Regions from separate parts of the Mus musculus genome. Here region 2 is linked to region 1. A link is a loop called in an ENCODE intact Hi-C map of the cell type or tissue named here. Cell type or tissue: left cerebral cortex. All regions are shown on one strand. Links, peaks and the distances in the headings refer to the core of each region. The heading gives the core; the rest is flanking DNA.

Evidence for each region. Peaks named below come from ENCODE experiments on the same cell type or tissue, not always from the same donor. Only the 100,000 strongest peaks of a DNase experiment are listed, where the experiment ranks them.
Region 2: it touches region 1 in a loop (2.2-fold over the local background); 11 of 42 quality-filtered maps call a loop at or near these places.

What each region holds. Positions count from the first base shown.
Region 1 is chr15:38,306,750-38,316,825 of GRCm38, reverse strand. All of the region lies in intron 1 of Gm35248 (a long non-coding RNA gene), which reads right to left. Among named protein-coding and RNA genes, the nearest start is that of Klf10, 11 kb to the right of the region's middle. In left cerebral cortex, for the core only: no CTCF peak of the experiment used is centred there; no DNase peak of the experiment used is centred there.
Region 2 is chr15:38,360,716-38,370,791 of GRCm38, reverse strand. It overlaps Gm41306 (a long non-coding RNA gene), which reads left to right and starts at 4,711. Exons shown (of 3, transcript XR_875178.1): 1 at 4,711-4,886. In left cerebral cortex, for the core only: no CTCF peak of the experiment used is centred there; DNase peaks (open chromatin) are centred at 5,445 and 5,944.

The DNA of each region.
Region 1 (10,076 bases), core at 579-8,578:
GAGCTCAGGTAGTAAGGTTGCAATACAATGGTCATTCTAACATTTGCAGTGGGTTCCACTTTCCCACGTCACCACCCTCCACAGAAGCCCTTGTCTCCCAGCTGTTTCCTCACAAGAATCTTGTTTCTCCTCTGCCCTTCTGACAGTGTGCAAAGCCCAAATGCCTGAAAGGCACAGGTCAGTGCACTCAGACCCTAGTTCTGGGCAGTGGGCAAAGGTGGGGGAGAGGAGAAGGGAGAAAACCCACTTAGCAGCTACCAAGTGTGCTAAGCCTGCAGACAACACACCAGTCAGTGGGCCTAGTGGCCAAACATGCCAGGGAGCTGGCCTGGCTCCTGTAGCAGACCACTCCCCAGCTGAAGTTTCAATGCATCCTCTAAGGCTTGGAATCTACCTTGGAACAGCAGAAGTTAACCACTCTAAGTCCCAGCTAATGACTAGCACTGAAAACCATACAGGGCTGTGCTGAGAACACCTTCGCCTTCAGTCACTCTCCCTCGGCCAGGGTTGCGGGGAAGGGTCTTTTTATTCCATCTGGGTAGGAGTGTTGGGTCCCCAACCAGCCAGGGTGCTGGTGAGAAGGCATTTTTCCCTCTTTGTAGGGGCCTTAGTGATTCATGCTGATAGTCCCAGCACTCAGGAGGCAGAGACAGGAGGAGCTCTCCTGAACACAAGGCAAGTTTGCTCTACATGGTGGGTTCCAAGCTGGTCAGGGGTATGAAGAGAGACTCTGTCTCACTCAGAAAAACAAAATAGACTTCTCTTTTGTAAAACATGATTAATCCAATGAGAAGAGCCTATTGTAGAAACCTCAGGCCTGATGGCAAACTGCAGTACTGTAACACTCTGTCACCGGCTGCACACTCTGCCACCAGCTGCACACTCTGCCACCAGCTTAACACTCTGCCACCGGCTGCACACTCTGCCACCGGCTTCACACTCTGTCACCGGCTGCACACTCTGCCACCGGCTATACACTCTGTCACCGGCTGCACACTGCCACCGGCTGCACACTGCCACCGGCTGCACACTCTGCCACTGGCTGCATACTCTACCACTGGCTGCACACTCTGCCACTGGTTTCACACTCTGCCATCGGCTTCATGCTCTGCCACCGACTGCACACTCTGCCACTGGTTCCACACTCTGCCACCGGCTTCACACTCTGCCACTGGCTGCACACTCTGCCACCGGCTCTGCCACAGACTGCACACTCTGCCACTGGCTCCACACTCTGCCACTGGCTGCACACTCTGTCACCAGCTTCACACTCTGCCACCCGCTTCACACTTTGCCACCAGCTGCACACTCTGCCCTTTCATGCTCTCTTTCTCTTTCTTTAATTTTATTTCTATGTATTTATTTCCTCTGTGCATGCGAAAAAGCAGCAATGCCACTGTGATCATGGACAAGCCAAGCCTTCAGGGCTTGGTTCTCTCCTACCCGGTACTTGTCTTTTTAAAATTATTTACTTTTATGTACTTTAGTGTTCTACCCAAATGTGTATCTGTCTGTATGAGGGCATCAGATGCCCTGGATCAGGAGTTACAGACAGTTGTGAGCTGCCATGTGGGTGCTGGGAATTGAACCAGGGGCCTCTGGAAGAGCAGCTGTTCCTCTTAATCGCTGAGCCATCTCTCCAGCCCATGTGATTGTATTTGTAATAGCAAATAATTTGACCTAGTTCATGGTGTTAGGCTTGGTGGCAAGGGCTCTTACCCACTGAGCCATCACACTGGGCCTGTCTTTAATTTTTTTTTTTTTTTTAACTTTTAGTCAGAGTCTCAGGAAATTTCCCAGGCTGGCCTTGATTCACACATAGGCCTCGGCCTCCAAGTTTTGGTCCTTGCCTCAGCCTCCCCAGTAGCAGAGATTATCAGACCCCAAGGCTTGCTGTACTAGGTTTTGCATCAAAACAGATCAGCCTGACTGGTTACCTCTCTCTCTCTCCAACCTGTTCCTCCTCCACCTTCCAGGCTAGGTCCCCTGAATTCTCCTGCAAGGCTGTGGTGGAAACCTCCTGGAGAACTCACCAATAGCAGATACTAATTACAGTCGGCCTTGGGGTGAGGACTCTGATGCTGTTACTTGGTCAGTTTCTTAGCAGATGGGGACTCGGTCATGTACAACATGGGAAGCCAGTGTCTGCCTCAGGCTGCAAGGCACTCACTGGGCATGCATCGCTACCACCACTCCCCTGCACAGTCTCTGGTCAAACTTCATGTGATTCTCCTTGCCGACCCAAGCCATGTGAATCTGCAAGCTGATCACTTCAGTCACACCTAGACTCTGTTTGCTCTCAACCACTTGGTGGTAGGTTGGGGGTGGGTGTTGAAAGGGCCACACTGCTCCCCTGAGACACGGCACCGGTTGATGCCTTTCCCAGCAGTGCTGGAGAGTTCTGCACTCTTGGCTGAATTGTTCTCTCCTTCTAATGTGACATTCCTAGAGAGAATCGGAGAAGAACTGGGAGCAAATTAGTCATACAGGGAGTCTAAGAGAGCCACCAGCAAGGGGCTGGAGGGAACCAGCTGACCTGCAAGGCGAAGAGGTGTGACACAATTCCTATTACAAATACAAAATAGTTCTGGGTGCGGTCGTGCATGTCTGTAATCCCAGTATTTGGGAGACTGACACGAGATGATTAGCATGTATCTGTTTGAGGCTGGGACCCCAAAGTTAAGGACAGACCAGCCAAGGCTACATAGCAAAACTCTGTCTCAAAACAAAACAAACAAAAGAAAACTGCAAACTGTTTTTTTTTCTTTTTCTGCATACAAGTATTTCGGTCTCCCCTACTTCCAGAAATGATCTCACTCAGTCTTTGCCCTCACTCTCTGTGCTTGATTGGCTTGGCCAGAGGATTATTTGGCTTGTCTGTAGCCAGTCTTCAGCATGGCCTGGCAGTGGTAGGCAGAAAAGGAGAGAGATGGATGCAAGAGCAGCGTGGTCTACAGAGCAGAATCCTGCCTCACGGAAAGTTCTGCCTCCCTCTTACTCAGTAAGCACCATCAGGCCAGAGGACCGGGCAGAACACTAACCATACTGACGGTAACAGTTGTAGAGTACTTTGAACCCCTGCTATAGCAGCTCAGGGATTGCCTAGGACACTGTGGGATCAAAATGCAGAATCATGGGACCTGATCTGGACCTATTATATGAGACTCTGCTTCAAAGCTGGACTTGGTTGAGCACATCTGTAATCCCAGCAACTTGGCCAGCAGAGGCAGGAGAATCTCAAAGTCCGAGCCAGTCTGAATATAGTGAGACCCTGTCTTAGTTAGGGTTTTACTGCTGTGAACAGACAACATGACCAAGGCAACTCATAAAAACATTTAGTTGGGGCTGGCTTACAGGTTCAGAGATTCAGTCCAGTATTATTAAGACAGGAGGCGCTTGGTGGTGTCCAGGCAGGCATGGTACAGGATGAGCTGAGAGTTCTACATCTTCATCTGAAGGCTGCTAGCAGAATACTCACTTCCAGGCAGCTAGGATGAGGGTCTTAAAGCCCACACCCACAGCGACACACCTACTCCAACAGGATCACACCTACTAAAAGTGCCACTCCCTGGGCTGAGCATATGCAAACCCATCACAGATCCTATCTCAAAAGCTCCCAGGGCCTTTGTATAGTTGATCGGTCCAGCCCTTGCCTAGAATGCACAAGGCCTAGGGATCACCTCTAGCACAGAAAACAAAATCACGGGCAGAGGAGGGACCATCTGTTTTTGCAAGACCCACAAGATATTTAGAGTACATAGAGGCTCGAGAAACCATGCTTCTGTTTTTACCAAAAAAAAAAAAAAATTATGATTGACTGTTTTAAACCCTTCCCAACACCCCTGATTTCCTAGTGTCATTCCCAGTTTATCACCAAGGAAACAGAGTAGCCTGAGAGAACCTAAGGGACCCTCACAGGAAGGTCTGCAGACTATGCCTCTCACATCACGCTTTGTTTATATCTCCTTCCCCCGTTTTTCTTCACTCCCAACTATAAACAACCAGGAAGAGTCATTCATTCTCAGCCCCAAGAGTTTGTTAGTCTTGGATGGACCAAAAAGGTGCACGGAAAGTGGGTCTCGGTTCTCATGAGTTCGTGCTGTCTTCCTGAAACCAAACACACTGCTTCTTTAGCCTTAATCCCTCTCCACCTTCAAAGCAACTCTGAGTTAGGGTGTTGTGTCTGAATGTTTGTGAACCCCCAAATTTATGTTAGAATCATATCTCCTGAAGTGACAGCAGTAGGAAGGGGTTTGTTGGGAAGGGAATGCAGGTTGATGGCTGCAATACCATGAGAAGAAGAGAAGGAACTATCATAGAGAATGGTCCTTACCACACTCTGAGTTTGTTGGTACCTTGATGGTGAGCATCCCAGCATTTCAAAACATAAGCAATCAATGTCTGCTGTTTACAGACAAGGACAGCTGGGTCTTTGTGGACAGCATGAACAGAAATGAGGGAGCCCTACCTCTGAGTGAGCGCTGCTGTGTTCAGTCTCTGTTCTTAAGGCTGAGGAATGTCACTCAGGGTATCCTGTGGGGAGAGATGGCTTAATGACTAAGAGCATTGGCTGCTTCTAGGGAACCAGACTAAGGGTCCAGCTCCAACATGGTGGCTCACAACTATTGGAAACTCCAGTCCCAGGGGACCTAACACTCCTGTCTAGCCTCCACAGGTGCTGCACACATGATACACAAACGTGAATGCAGGAAAAACACCCCTACACATAAAATGAAACATGTTTTCCTTAACATTTTTGTAATTTTTGAGCTTATATTTTAATTTTTTAGAAGCTAAGTGGAATGATAAGGGGTCTCAAGACTTTACAGGGATCTGTGGATAGAATTTAGGGGCCTCTGAAGCTGACAGGAAGAAAATTAGTATCTTTATTTTCATTAAACTTTAACCAAACCTCAACATTTTCTTCCCTGTAATGATAGGAAACAAGCCTACAGTAGCATCGGCAGGCCTTGTGCCTTTGCTAACAGAAATCATGAATTTCAGTACTGTATGGAGGCCACCACACCTTGAAGCCTGCTCTGCCTCTTCACTGCTGTGCTTGCAAAGCCTCACTGGAACCTTGTGTTTGTAAAGAATCTCTGGAGTATTGAATGGCCATTTGATATTTGGATCATTTGATGACTGCCTCCTGGTAAAGTGGCTTCCTTTCCAAGCTTGTGGGTCTCACTTGCCTTTGGTGTGAGCCACTCTGCACTCATTGGTGCTGAGAGCAGCAGCTGTAAGTGCTAGACAGCCATAAGGGTGTGTGCTCATGTCCAGAGTGATTTCCTGGAAGACTGCACTCTGTGGCATAGCAGAATTGACTCCTGAAAGTTGTCCTTCAATTTCCACAAGCTCTCTGTGGTACACACACACACACACACACACACACACACACACACACACACACACACACACGCGCGCGCGCGCGCGCGCACGCCCCTAAACCTTAATAAATTACTATTTGTAACCTGTTCTTTCCCTTTCCAGTGCTGGGGATGAAACCTAGGACCCTGAACATGGCAGGCAAACTGCCATAGCATGGCTTCTTGGCGTGGAAGCTGAAGAACGCCAAAGGGGAGCATGGGTAACCTCTTCCCTTTCTCTGAAGCATCAACATTCCAAAGATTTCAAGCAAAGATGTCACGTAAGAGGGCAGGGCATATAGCTCTATGGTAGGAGGTTTATCTAGCAAAAGTGAGTGTGGTTCATAATAATAAAACACAACAACAATAATGAAAGTGCATATGTATCTCAGTGTTCTTATTTAGGAGTTGGGGGCATGGCTCAGTGTAGAGCACATGCTTAAAATACCACTGTTGGGCAGAGATCACATCCATAGTTTCCACTGGTGACTCACTGGGCACAAAAGAGAAGGCAGACATTTGGCCTCTGAATAGAATACCCCTGGACATCAGGCAAGATATCAGGATACTGAAGTCGGAACACGTAAGAACAGGTGGATCACGCCAAGAAACTGGAAACTCATCCTGTGACACAAATCCTAACAGTTCTACCTTCGTAATGTCTGATGTGCAGGGAGATGCTCACCGTGACTTAGGTGTTAGACATAACCAACAGGACCGGAGGTGTGGCTCAGCGGTACAGTGTTTGCCTGCCATGTTCAGGGTCCTAGGTTCCATCCCCAGCACCGGAAAGGGAAAGAACAGGTTACAAAGAGTAATTTATTAAGGTTTAGGGGCGTGTGTGTGTGTGTGTGTGTGTGTGTGTGCGTGTGTGTCACAGAAAGCTTGTGGAAACTGGAGGACAACTTTCAGGAGTCAATTCTCTTCTTCCACGGCAGGTTCTAGGATCAAACTTAGGTTGTCTGGCTTGAATAGCAAGTATCTTTATCTGCTAAGCAGCTGCGTAATTTTTTTATGGTTCCATATTTGTCTAGTATGCAGAAAGAAGGAAGTGAGAAGCCAGAGCAGAGACTGAAAATATGCATACTAAAATGCCAATAGTGGGTTGGTTCAGTAGTTAAGAGCATTGGCAAGATCCTCCAGAGGACCCCAGTGCAATTCCCAGCAACCACATGGCAGCTCCCAACTGTCTGTAACTCCTGTTCCAGGGGATCTGATGCCCTCATAATGTTCACCATTGCACTGGAAACAAAAATAAACAAGTTTTTTTTTTTAAACGTCAATTCCATTGCATTAAAAGGCACAATACACACAGGTATAATTCTGAAACTTAGAAGACTGAGGCAGGACGAGAAGCTGGAAGCCACTCTGTGATCCTGGCAACCCTTGAAGCTGCACAGGACCCTCTTAGCTCGGCCTTCCCAGGACTTTCAGACTTCGACAGCACAGCTTCATTTTGTAAAGCTCCAAGAGTGATGAACATAGTTTACTGCTTCATGGAACCTTGAAAAGCCACTTAGCTGGCTTCTCACTTCTCAGGAAGGTGAAGAGCAGGCCGGAGAGTGGACAGATGAAATTGCTTTGCCAAAAAAGCCCTCCTGCAGGTTGGTGAAGTAGGTCAAATGGTAGTGCTTGCCCAGTGTGCTTGAAGCCTTGCATTGGCTCCCCAGCCGTGCATAAATCTGAGTGTGGTGGTCATGCCTGTAACCCCAGTTCTCAGGAAGTGGGCAGAGGGGGGTCAGAAGTTTAAGGTTGTCTTTCTTTAGCTTCATAGAAAGTTTGAGGCCACCTAGGGCTTCATGAGACCCTGTCTCTAAAATAAAATAAAAACCAATTGAGGGGATGGCTGGGGGTGGGGTGGGGAGTGGGTAAGAGTGCTTGCTGTACAAACATAAGGACTTGAGTTCAAATCTTGAGAACACAAGTAAAAGTCTGTGTGCACTGGAGATCTGTGTGTTGGTATGGTATGGTATGACAGGGGCCCTGTTTTAACAGAACAAATTTACAGTGACAGTACAGAATACTTGATGTCCTTCTCTGGCCTCCACATTCATGCATGTGTGTACATACATGTACATGTGTGCATATACTACATTCACACTTCTCTCTCACACATACACACAGATACACACAGAGAGATGGAGAGAAAAAGAGAAACAGACATTCAAAATAATTTTTGATTAAAGTTTTTAATTAAATTTTAGTGGAGGGTCAAATTAGGCCTCCAAGCTCAGTGAGCCAAGCAACAGGGGTGGTCTCAGAAGCAGCAGGCACAGACACAGGCAAAGGTACAGGCAGAGGTAGAAGCACAGGCACAGGAAGCAGGCAGAGGCAGAGGTACAGGCACAGGCAGAGGCACAGGTACAGGTAGAGGTAGAGGCAGAGGCAGAGGCAGAAGCAGAGGCAGGGGCAGGGGCAGGGGCAGGGGCAGGGGCAGGGGCAGGGGCAGGGGCAGGGGCAGGGGCAGGGGCAGGGGCAGAGGCAGAGGCAGAGGCAGAGGCACAGGTACAGGTAGAGGCAGAGGCAGAGGTAGAAGCAGAGGCAGAGGCAGAGGCAGAGGCAGAGGCAGAGGTACAGGCACAGGCACAGGCAGAGGCAGAGGTACAGGCACAGGCACAGGCACAGGTACAGGTAGAGGCAGAGGCAGAGGTAGAAGCAGAGGCAGAAGCAGAGGCAGAGGCAGAGGCAGAGGCAGAGGTACAGGCACAGGCACAGGCAGAGGCAGAGGCAGAGGTACAGGCACAGGCACAGGCACAGGCACAGGCACAGGCAGAGGCAGAGGCAGAGGCAGAGGCAGAGGCAGAGGCAGAGGCAGAGGCAGAGGCAGAGGCAGAGGCAGAGGCAGAGGCAGAGGTACAGGCAGAGGCAGAGGCAGAGGCAGAGGCAGAGGCAGAGGCAGAGGCAGAGGCAGAGGCAGAGGCAGAGGAAGAGGCAGAGGCAGAGGCAGAGGCAGAGGCAGAGGCAGAGGCAGAGGCAGAGGCACAGGCACAGCTCAAAGCGCAGGCAGCAGTCAGAGGCAGAGGCTCTTGTGCACACACACATACACACACTCCAGTTTCTCCAGAAATGGGACCTCTTCTTCCCCTTTCCCTAAACCATGCTACCCCTGCAGGAGCTATAGGAAGAGGCCAGGATCACACCTGGGCTGCTGTCTACCACTGTTCATGACTCTCTGGGCCAGAGCTGGGCTGGGACGCTTGGCTCCTCTCCACGTGGTACTAGCTGGTCCCGAGAGACAGGATGGAGGCTCCCAGATAACCTTGCTCTGGTGTAGGTACACTTGGACCACTGCAATGGCTTCTGCTCCTCCAAATGACTGCTCACCTTCACACAGGCTCTCACTGTGCTGTAGGCTACCCCAAGTATTCGTGTCTAAAGGCTGATTTCCAACAGGATGAGGAAACTTCCAAGTCTTATGCAGACCTTGGCTAGGGAGTCCTCAGCACCACCTTTGACTCACAGTGTAAGCAAGTGATAGATAATGGCAGGTTCATGAGGATGCCATAGTAAGACCTATTATTCTGTATGACGACCTAAATTAAGAAAAAAAAAAGAATCAGATGGTGGTGGGGCACACCTTTATTCCCAGCAGTCAGGAGGCTGAGGAAGGTGGATCTCTGTGAGTTTGAGGCCCTCCTGGTCTACACAGTAAGTTCCTGAATAGCCAGGGGCTACAAGGAGAAACCCTATTTCATAAAAAACACCCCCACAAAAAGAAAAAGAAAAAGAAAAGAAAACCCAACAAGTGACACTTAGAATGGAGGTGGAGAGATGGCAGAGGCTCACGATGTAGTCCAGACAGGCCTCAAACTCATATAGTATAAGTTGGCCTGTAACTGTTCAGCCTCCTAAGTGCTAGAATTACCATGCCTTGTTTAAAGTTTTTTCTTGGCTGGTTTTCATTTTCCCCCTTTTCTGAGACAAGGTTTCTCTATGTAGCCCTAGTTGCCCTGGAACTCACTCTGTAGACCAGGCTGGCCTCAAACTAAGAGATTTGCCTGCCTCTGCCTCCCAAGTGCTGGAACTGAAAGTATGCACCACCACTGGCTTGGCTGGGTTTTAAATATCAACATTCAGGAGGAAGAGGCAGGAGAATCTCTCAGTTTGGAGCCAGCCTGATCTACTAACTATCTAACTATTTTTTTCACTTCATAAAGAATGAAAGAGCTGACTAGAGGAGGAGAGCTGTGAACAGAAGAGAGCACCACTGTTTTTTCGGAACAGAGCTGTAGTCTGCCCATGCCCCAGTGAATAGTTCTACGTCCATAAACATGCTGGCCTCTGAGAGGAAACAATAGTAACAAAAAACTGCATGAAGTTGGGAGGGTGAAGGGCACTGAGCTCTCAAGGGGGCAAGGGTAGATGGATATGAACAAAATATGCTATATAGATGTATGACATTTACAAAGAATAAATGGAAATAGTATCAAATAGGTTTAAAACCACATATGATAGCTATCTTTTCTTTTACTTTTTGTTGAGACAAGTTCTCACTATGTAGTCTTGGATGTCTTAGAACTCACATGTAGATTAGGCCAGCCACAAACTCAAGAGATCTGCCTCCTAAATGCTGGGACTAAAGGTGTGCACAGAATTCCAAATTATGATCATTAATCTTCATTGTCAACTTGAGTAGACTTACAGTTGCCTTGGAAACACATCTTTGCGTGTGTCTATACCGTGCTTCCTGGAAGGTTTATGTGAAGAGAG
Region 2 (10,076 bases), core at 1,213-9,212, 53 kb before region 1:
CGTGTTCTAAGGTCACTAGAGTCATCCCAGTTTGTGTAAAAACACTGTGATGGTCACACAACATGTTTCTCAGAACCCATCCGGAGATGTCAAGCTGGCCAGGACTGTGCTCTCTTTCTGTGGGAACCTCATGGAAAGATCAGTCACAGTGAGCGTGTGACACAGGCCTGGCTCATAGAGAATGCTAATGAGGACTAACTGCCATCATTTCCTGCTCTGGCTCCCTAGACCTTCTGCCCCCCATCACTTCTAGATTGTCCTTCTAGCTTTTAAAGATGCACCAAGCCCTCCGGATTATGTCTTGATCGGGCTTCCTTTTTTATTTTCTCCCATCCCACCCAGACTTCCCAATGCTTCTGCTATCTGCCAGCACTTTCCTGCATCTCCCATCATTCCCTGGTCCTCGGTGTCTGCCCTCTGGTCCTACCACAGTTCTGACTTTGTCCTTGACAATACCAAAAACCTACAATGGCCTGGCCATGGTGTTGCATTCCTACAATCCGCAGAGGCAGGAGGGCTGAAAGCTCAAGCCAGCCTGCGATACTTAGCAAGACTCTGCTTCAGAATAAGCCTAATGAGCCTAGCCCTGGGCTGTCTCTGGGCTGAAAATGGAAAGGGCTCTTTATCCTTGACTTATTGATGTGTTTGTCTCTGGTGGTCACTCGTCCCTTTGTAAGGGTGTGTGGTGTAGCCCAGTGCCTCCTCCTTATCTGTTGTCCAGTTCTTCTTGTGGTCCTTTCCCTCAGTCTTTTGCTCCTCTCTGCTGTTGTTGAACTTGTCTTCAGCTCAAGGGTCTCTTCTGCCATTGCGCCTCTTTGAGGTGATCTTAGCAGCTCCGTGCCACCTGCTGTTTCTGGCTATACTGTACTTGGAGGTAGATTGTTATGCATTCTGCCTGTTATGGATGGAGTCCTCTCTCTGCTCATATTTGCATGCAGAATCCATAACCCCAAATGTGACCATATTTAGAGACACGGCTTTTAAGGAGGTAATGAATAGGTAAAGCAATAACAGGAAGAGCTACAATCCAACAAGATTGGTATAATTATACAAGAAGGAAGGGACAACAGATCCATCTCTATCCAAAAAAAATGGGGCAGGGCATGTGAGGAAGGTCTGAGTGAGAAGATGTCTGTCTACAAATAAAAATACAAAGGCCTCCCCAGAAACCAGCCCTGGTAATTTCTTGGATTTCTTTGTTCTAGGACTGTGATATACAATTTGTGGCTGTGTGTGTGTGTGTGGGGGGGGGGGTGTTACTCAGTGTATGGTATCTTGTTATAGCAGTCTGAGGCAGACAAGTGTAGGGGATAACTTAGCATTCTGGGACTCCACTTGGTTTGGTCTATGTATACATTGCTCTTCTAATAATGCAGCCTAGAACCCTCTTCGGCATGTGTTATGTACATGGGCCCCTCTTTGAGCAAGGTACCTGGCAGCCAGTTAGCAACAGGATCCCCCACCTACATCAAGTTGTTAATAATACCTTCTCCAAACCATATACCTTCCCCATTCACAAAAATTCTATTAAAATGTATTCAGAGCACATGGGGGTAAGAAGGTAGGGTGTGATATAGCCTGGAGTGTTTTGGGGTACATGCTCAATAAGGTAAACCATGTCCTGTCAATGAAGTTTTAGAAAGAATCCCTATTTACCATCTATGCCTGAGAATAGATTAGGCAGGAATATGATTAAAATCAGGTGTATTTGGGCTGTAGAAGTATGTTAATGATTAAGAGCACCGACTGTTCTTCCAGAGGACTCAGGATCGATTTCCAGCACCAACACAGCTAACAACCGTCTTTAACTCCAGTTTTAGGGGATCTGCTGTATTTTTTGGCCTCCACAGGAACTGTGCGCGTGTGGTAACATAGACATACACACCCATGTACAAAAAATTAAAATAAATAATTTAAAATGTTAAAAAATGAAATCAGATGCACCACGGAAGGCTACGTGAATGAAGCCTTAGTGAATGAAGGCTTATATAATCTAAGTGTGCCAATCAAAGCAGAGCCACATAGGCTATGTTCTTTAGCAATCAAACTCCTCTAGAATCCCACGAAAGAATCCCACTGGGGTGCTGAAGTACTCACTCTTGTGGACTAGTGTTAATCCTAACAGTCTTCTCTTACCTGTAACATCACTTCACTTTTGAATACTTTCCTTGCTACTCTGTAGTTTGTGTGTGCTTTTATTTCAGTTCCTTGAGTAAAATGCCAAGAACCTGGGAACACCCAGCCCAGACTGCAACAGGCAGGCACAACAGCTAAGGTATTTCCTAATCACATCTCCTAACTTCGGCTGCTGGCACGCACTGCAGTTTAGAGGCTGAGGACGGCAGCTCACCTTTGTGTGGAGCAGCTCTTCAAGCTGCACTTGGTTCATTGGCTTTCCTGGTCTTGACTGAGCTGACTGTGTATCTGTGACCAGCTGTGAGGCTGGCTGGACACTTGCTTGGGACAGTGACCTCAGTTAGGAGGGCTCGTGTTGACTCTGGAGAGTCTCTCATGGGCTAGGTCTTATTCATGGCAGGGGAGCAATGTGCCAAGAAAATGAACAGGGTAGAGGTTGGAAAAGAAAGGCTTTCAACCAGAGTCAAAGGTCTGGGCCTTTTGAGCACATCTGGTCAGTTAGCAGTTGGCTTCTAAACAGAAAGGAGTTTGGTTGAAGAGCGAGGACTGTATAATGATAAACTGCAATATCTGGCATACTCAGGTACTGATAGGGTTTGAGGTCTGAGGATGCACACAGATGAGAGAAACCTGTTGTCCCTGAGGTGTCTGCTTTGGTGACCTGGGCACAAAACACCTCACACACAAAGCACTCAGGCGCTTCCCAAGATGTTCCTAGATCCTGGCTTCAGGGATTTAAACTTCAGCCTACTATTGAGCCAGGGCAAGTGACATAACAAGGCACCGTAGCAATACCTACCATGTTGGCTGTTCGCAGATTAAATATTACATGGAAACTGCACTGACATGCCAAACATCTTATAAATACCTGCTATTATTCTACTGCCCCATATAATCCTGTCCACCAGGTAAGATTGTATCTCCATTTTACAGGAAGCTAAGTCTTGGCATGTTCAGTAATTGTGCGTATTACTAGTATGCGTGGCTAGCATGGGGTGGCCTGGCTGTTGGCTGCAGCGGCCGGATCTCTGGAGATCCTTCCTTTCTGCCTTTCCCATTTAGCCTCTGTTCTTCAGCATGTAGAAGCATAGTTGAGGCTGAAGAAAATGACTTTGGTTTTAGAATGTAGATTTAAGTTATCATCAGGACAGCCAGCTAAAGACATTAGCTGATTCAGCCATTCAATTTGCACAAGCATGGAGTGTCTTAGGGTTTTTACTGCTGTGAGGAGACACCATGACCAAGGCAATTCTTATAAAGGAAAACATTTAATTGGAGGGTGGCTTATAATTTCAGAGGTTTAGTCCATTATTGTCATGGTGGAAAGCATGACGGTCTGCAGGCTAAGATATTGCTGTAGAAGGAGCTGAGTTCTACATCTTGATCCACAGGCAGCAGAAGGACACTGTGTGCCACCCTGGGCATAGCTTGAGCATAGGAGACCTCAAAGCCCACTCCCACAGTGACACACTTCCTCCAACAAGGCCACACATCCTAATAGTGCCACTTCCTATAGGCCATGCATTCAAACACATGAGCCTATAGGGGCCATACCTATTTAAACCATCACAGGGAGTATAGAAATTACATTATAATCTCAGAACAGGTGGGAGCCATAGCTGGGTAAGATCATGCAGAGAGGTGGCATGTCATGACAGCAGAGGGGTCCTGGGATAAACATGAGTGGATGGTGGAAGAGAGTCCTGTAAAGGAATCAGGTGAGTAGGCAGAGAAGGGAAGGCGGAGAACGGCCACACATCTGAGTTCCCCTGGGAGAGTCTCGGTTTATGGGGGTGAGCTTGACATGGTTATTAATTAGTGTCCCTTTTCACTTTAAACAGTGACCCAGTTGGGATGATAAATTACATACTCACCCTACTTCAGAGGGTCGAGGAGAAGCAGAGCCCCAGGGAGGAGGAAATGTAGACAAACACCACAGAAAGGACAAGGACAACCTGCTCCACTTGGATCGGATGTGGCACACCAGTGAGCTCGAAGCAGGAAGAGTGGAAGAGAGAATGTGGTGTGCTGAGCCTTTGCTGTTGAAACACCCTGTTGTCTACGGAATTCATGCTCAGGAGCCTCAGAATCAAGTCATCCCCACCCCATCCCCTACCACATTTTAAAGAAGTTTATGATCTTGTGCTTGGCTGCATTCACAGCTACCTTGGAGTGTACACCGCCCATGTTGGACATAGCTCATGGCGTCAAGCTGAATCTGAACAAAAGGTAGTAGAGGTAACAGATGTACATGACCGTCAGCAGAAGCCCAGCTGCCGTCAATGGGGAGGCAGCCATGGGACTACACCAACTTCCTAGCTAGCCCCCATTAGGGGTGGAAAAGGAGAAAGCCATTAGACAGAGACATTGATGACAATGGGGGCATGCTGTAGCTGCTTGTATTACAGATAATGCTAATTATGTTCCCCCAAAACTGTTTACACGAGAGGGTCTGCATGGAGCTTCTGGGAAACTGCCCCCAGTTGGTTCTGACTGGTAAATAAAAATGCCAACAGCTAATAGCTGGAGGGCAGACAGAGGTGGGACTGGGGGGGGGGGGCAGGCAGTGGGGGGAGGAAGAAGAAGAAGAGGAGGAGGAGGAGGGATCCGCCATGCTTTAGGAGAGGTGAGGCATGCTGGGAGAGTGTGCAGAACAGAGAGGCATGGCCGCCATGTGAAGGGGGCCAGGAGAGGTGGCTCAGATGGCTGCTCAACTGTGTTGGGAACAACCAAGATGGAACACAGAATTGGTAAGTAGTAACTTGGGACTGGGGGGTGGGGGGCAGGTAGATTCTAACAACATGAAGGTAGGCAGTGGCCCAGCTATTATGCTGCTTAAGGCATATTAAAATATAAAGTGTGTGTGTGTGTGTGTGTGTGTGTGTGTGTGTGTGTGTGTGTGTGTTTCATTCGGGAACATAAACCTTTGAGGAGGGTAACAAACACATTGCCAGGATTTGCCAATTAATAATTAATTCTACAGGATGCTGTGGAGGTCTTTGGACTTGTGGAGGTCAAGGTCTTTGGAGAGTCAGAAAAGAAAGCAATATTCCAGACAGATGGAGAGGAGCCTAGAAATCATGTTGAATTTTTAGGAAGAGATAAGCTAACCAGATGGTGGGTCGCTGGTGAAGGAGGTGGTGATGGCGGTGGTAAGCCAGCCTCCTGGTCTGTAGATGCATGCTTCATACAGCTTTGTTAGAAGGTCCTCAACCATTGTGAAGATGTCCTACTTCTTTGAACATAACCCTGGTGTTCAACTTACTCTAAAATCCATTCTGTCTGGCTCCCCGCTGATCAGTAACTCTTAAAATAGCCAGCATGGCTGCCTTTCCACTCACAGCTGCTCATAGCGTGCTATAACTTCCGAATCTGGAAATCACCTTTGAAATGAACAGCTTCTCATACTTTCTCAGGAGGTTCCTTAATCCCTTCAGAGTGAACGTCACAGATCCATGCCTGGAGTCTGGCTTCCAGACAGGAACTCCAGGTCACCGCTGACACTGGGACTGAGGCTAGCTTCAGGGCATATGTTTTAGAATGTACCTTTCACTTCTGCCATGATGTGACTGGAGTTGTCCATTCCAGGTTCTCAGTGTGAACACTTGGCCCCTAGTTGGGGGCTTTATTTTTGGAGGCTGTGGAACCTTTAGGAGGTGGGTCCTCTGCAGAAGTAGGTCATGAAGGGGAGGCCTTTGAAGGGGTGAAGGTGTTTCTTGGTTCCGTTGATTTCTTTTTCCGAATCGGCTGTGATATGAACAATCTGCTGCACACTACCACTGCCACGATCTGAGCTGCCACAAGCAAAGTTTGCATCTGGATAATTCTGAGGAGTTGGCAGGATTTAGAACACTCCAGATGACTCCCCCACAGAATTTTGGATGAAGATAGTGAAGACTTTACTGTTATTGAGAGATAACTTCATGATGGCCGTTGTAAAAGCAGCCCCATCGTGGTTCACATGGAGATCCCAGGAGTCAAGGGACCCCTCGGGTGGTCTGCCTTCCAATCTCGAGGATAAATACCCAAGAAGAAATAGAATAGATGAAGACATATAACCTGAAGAAGAGTTGATGGGGAAAGGGAAACAGGCAGAGTGGTGCAAGTGGATTAGACCCTAGACAGAGATGAAGAGGAACTTTAAATGAATAAAGACAACAAAAAGTAACTGACAGAATGAGAGAGGATCCCCAGATGTCCTGGTGTGGGTCCTGATGCTGGAGGCAGAGGGGATCTCCTGGCAGGAAGCTCATCTCTCCTCTTCCCAGGGCCGTCCTGATCCCTTATCTAGTGTTGGGCTGCCACCAGCCCTGGTTTGAATTACACTTCCTCTCCCTAGCACTCACTATCTTGAGCTATCTCTGACCTGTGTCTCTACTGTTCACTGGCCACCTTCCCTAGTGGTCTCAGCTACTCCAGTGGCACTTCATCTGGTTATTCTAAAATTATCTTCCCACCCCTACCATGTGCCAGGGACTGTCAGCTGAGGGAGACAATGGACAACAAGCAGATTCAGCCCTATGTGAGAGAGAGAGAGAGAGAGAGAGAGAGAGAGAGAGAGAGAGAGAACTGAAACAAGCCACCGCTGTATCGTGAGAAAGTTCAATGACACATGCCACCATTAAGCCAAACCCAGGGTAACAGCATCATCGTGCCCAGTTGTGTAAGCTCCTGAAGCCCAGGGCTCTTTCACCTCTCTTCTCAACCTGCTTACCTTCCCATACGCTGAAGCTTGGGCTTGCCCATACCCGTCCAGCATGGCTTCTTAATCAGCCTGTTGCATATGCAGCCCAATCCTCCTCTACACAATTATCTGAGTTTTCTAGGGTACAAGCAGCATCATGGTGCTCCCAAGTTAAAACTGCTATAAAAACTTACAGGAGAGGCCAGCTGCGTCCCAGCAACTGCAAAGCAGAGGCAGCTGTACAGAAAGTGCCGGATTAGTCAGGGTATGGAGTCAGACCCTCTCTTAAAGAACAGCAGGACGGCTCAGGCTGCAGCCTGCTGACCTGAGGTTGAACCATGGGCAAGAACCAATTTTTGCAAGTTGTCTATTGACTTCCACACCTAAGCCATGAGATGCCGGCACACACACACAAAGTAAATAAAATATACAATAAAATACAATAAACTCAGAGGCAGGCGGATTTCTGAGTTCAAGGCCAGCCTGGTCTACAAAGTGTGTTCCAGGATAGCCAGGGCTATACAGTGAAACCCTGTCTCGAATCCCCCCCCCCCCCAGTACAATAAATTCTTTTAAAAAAAAAGATTTATGTATTATTATTTGTAAGTTCACTGTAGCTATCTCCAGAAGAGGACGTCAGATCTCATTACGGATGGTTGTGAGCCAACATGTGGTTGCTGGGATTTGAACTCAGAACCTTCGGAAGAGCAGTCATTGCTCTTAACTGCTGAGCCATCTCTCCAGCCCAATAAATTCTTTAAAGCAACAAATCTAACAAAATTCAAACCAACAAACAAGCTTTAGGAACAAAAGGAGAAACTGAAAAATTCGCTAGTGGTAAAGGAATTAGGTTAAAGATTTCTAGTGTGTGAGCAGAAAATAGACACACACATATGCATGAGTGGGCAAACCATGAAAGACTTGCTAAACACATAAATAATATGGTGGAAGCAGAGTGTATCCTTTCCCTCTAAAAATAGAGAATGTAAATGCCTGAGAGCCAGTGCTAAACTGGACACACTTTAGGCCATAAAGAAATCCTTAATAAACATATACTCCTCTCTGGCTGTAATAGAACAAGGCTATAGCATAATAAAAAAAAAGTCAAAGTCGGCTGGATGGTGGCATCCCATGCCTTTAATCCCAGCACTGGGGGGTGGGGGAAGGGCAAAGGCAGGTAGAACTCTAAGTTTGAGGTCGTCTAGGTCTACAGAGTTAGTTCCAGGGACATCCAGGGCTACACAGAGAAACCTTGTCTTGAAAAAAAATTCACCTTGAAGGTCAGTATCACCTTGAAATAATTTTAAAATGTATCTAAAATAACTTGAGTTTTAAATAAAGCAAACTCTAAATTGTAGATTATTTAGAAAATAGTAATAAGCCCTCTTAAAAGATTTATTTTCATATATGTGTCACATGTGCAGGATTAGGAGCGTGTCAGATTCCTGCAGCTGTAGACAGTTAGGACCTGTCTAATGTGGGTACTGGAAACTGAACTCTGGTCCTCTGGAAAAACTGCAAGCACCCTTAAGTGCTGAGCCATTTCTCTAACCCTAATAAAGTCTTTGAAACAACAAAATGCATATGTCAACCTTTTTCAGGACTCCCTTCTCTTGGTGGCCAAGGATGCTCTTTCTAGTTTCACTGATCTGATGACCCATTCACAACACTCTGGTGTCCAGAGTGTCCTCCACACGCTCTACGGTTTGTCTTTCTTTCTGTTTTTACACAGCTGACATAGAGCCAAGGCTGCTCTTGAATTGCAGATCATCTTGCCGCTCTCTCCCAAGTGCTAGAATTACAGGCATGTGCTGTTGTATCTGGTTTATGCAGTGCTTAGGCTCAAACATGAGGCTCAATGCATACCGAGTGCTCTACCCACGAAGCTACACCCCAGCCTCTCCAGTACCTGGGGCTGTTGGCTTTTCATCTCCAAAGCTTGTGTACATATGCCTGGACTGTTATCCCTTCTTTCCTGCCTAGGAAATTCCTAACGTCCAGCATAGTGAAACAGGTCTTATATTCTTAACTCTCTGTGAGGCTGAGGCAGGTGGATCTTGAGTTTAAGGCCAGCTGGGGCTACACAGATCGCCTTAAACAAAACCAAACCTCTCTTATTTGTTCTCAACTCTCTCCTCTTCAGAACTGTTGCCCCACATCCCCCATAGTGCCTTTCTCTGGAACCCTCTTGAGTGATAATAGAGCTTCACTCATGTCCTCAAGCCTGGTAATTTCCACAACATCGATGCCAGACCCCTAAGTTCCCTGGCATCTTCTCCTACTTTACTGGAAGTTGGAGGCTCCCCACCCCACCCACACACACCCCAAAGCAAACATAGCTTTATTAAGAAAAAGTGACAAGGAACCTACCCTGAGAGTAGAGGGGCTCTGAAGGAGGAGCACTCTGGGTGTATATTTTGTGGGCTCTTTTCCTCAGCTGTTCTGGCTCAAACTCCTCTCCAAGTTAACTGATTCAATCTGGCTTCTCTTGGATTCTCATTGAATTGCTCTGCTCTGCCTCAAACTAACTCTGGCAATCTTTTCTAATCTCCTGGCTCCTTCTTATTCTCTGGCTTCAACAGCCTCTGCTGCCCTGCACTGAACTGCGTGAACTCAGGAACAAGCTCAACTCCACTGCACTCACTCAACTGAACTGCACCAAATTCCTCTCTGCATTTCCTGAACTCAACTGAACTGTGCTCACTGAACTGTCCTCCCCCCGACTCACTCTGCATTGCTCTCTTAAGCAGCCACTCTTTCCTGTCTGTTCTGTGAGTTGGGTGTATCCTGCCTCTGACTCATTCTGTCAAATCTTTCTCTGATTCCTCACTTTGTCTGCCCCTCAATTAGATGTCACATTCGAACATGGCTGCTTCCTTCTACAAAACTAACTTTACCTTCAAGGTATGTACTAAGGGCCTGTCTGTATTCCAGCCAGATCATACTGTAATCCAGGATATGTTGCCCTGAATAACATCTTGGGACCATATCTTTGGATGTTATTCCTTGCCAGAACAGTCATATTGCTGGATTAAAATTCCTCACAGGTTCCTTGTGTCCTGAAATGCAAATAGAAGGTTTGTGTTATCTATCTATTTATCTATCTATCTATCTATCTATCCATTTATCTATTTATTTTTATTTTTAAGGTTTTGTTACTTGCCCATCCCCATGAGGGCTTTGTGCAGACTCAACTGGGGTAGTGGTTCTCAACCTTTGAGTCACGACCCCTTTGGTGGGAGGTCACATATCAGAT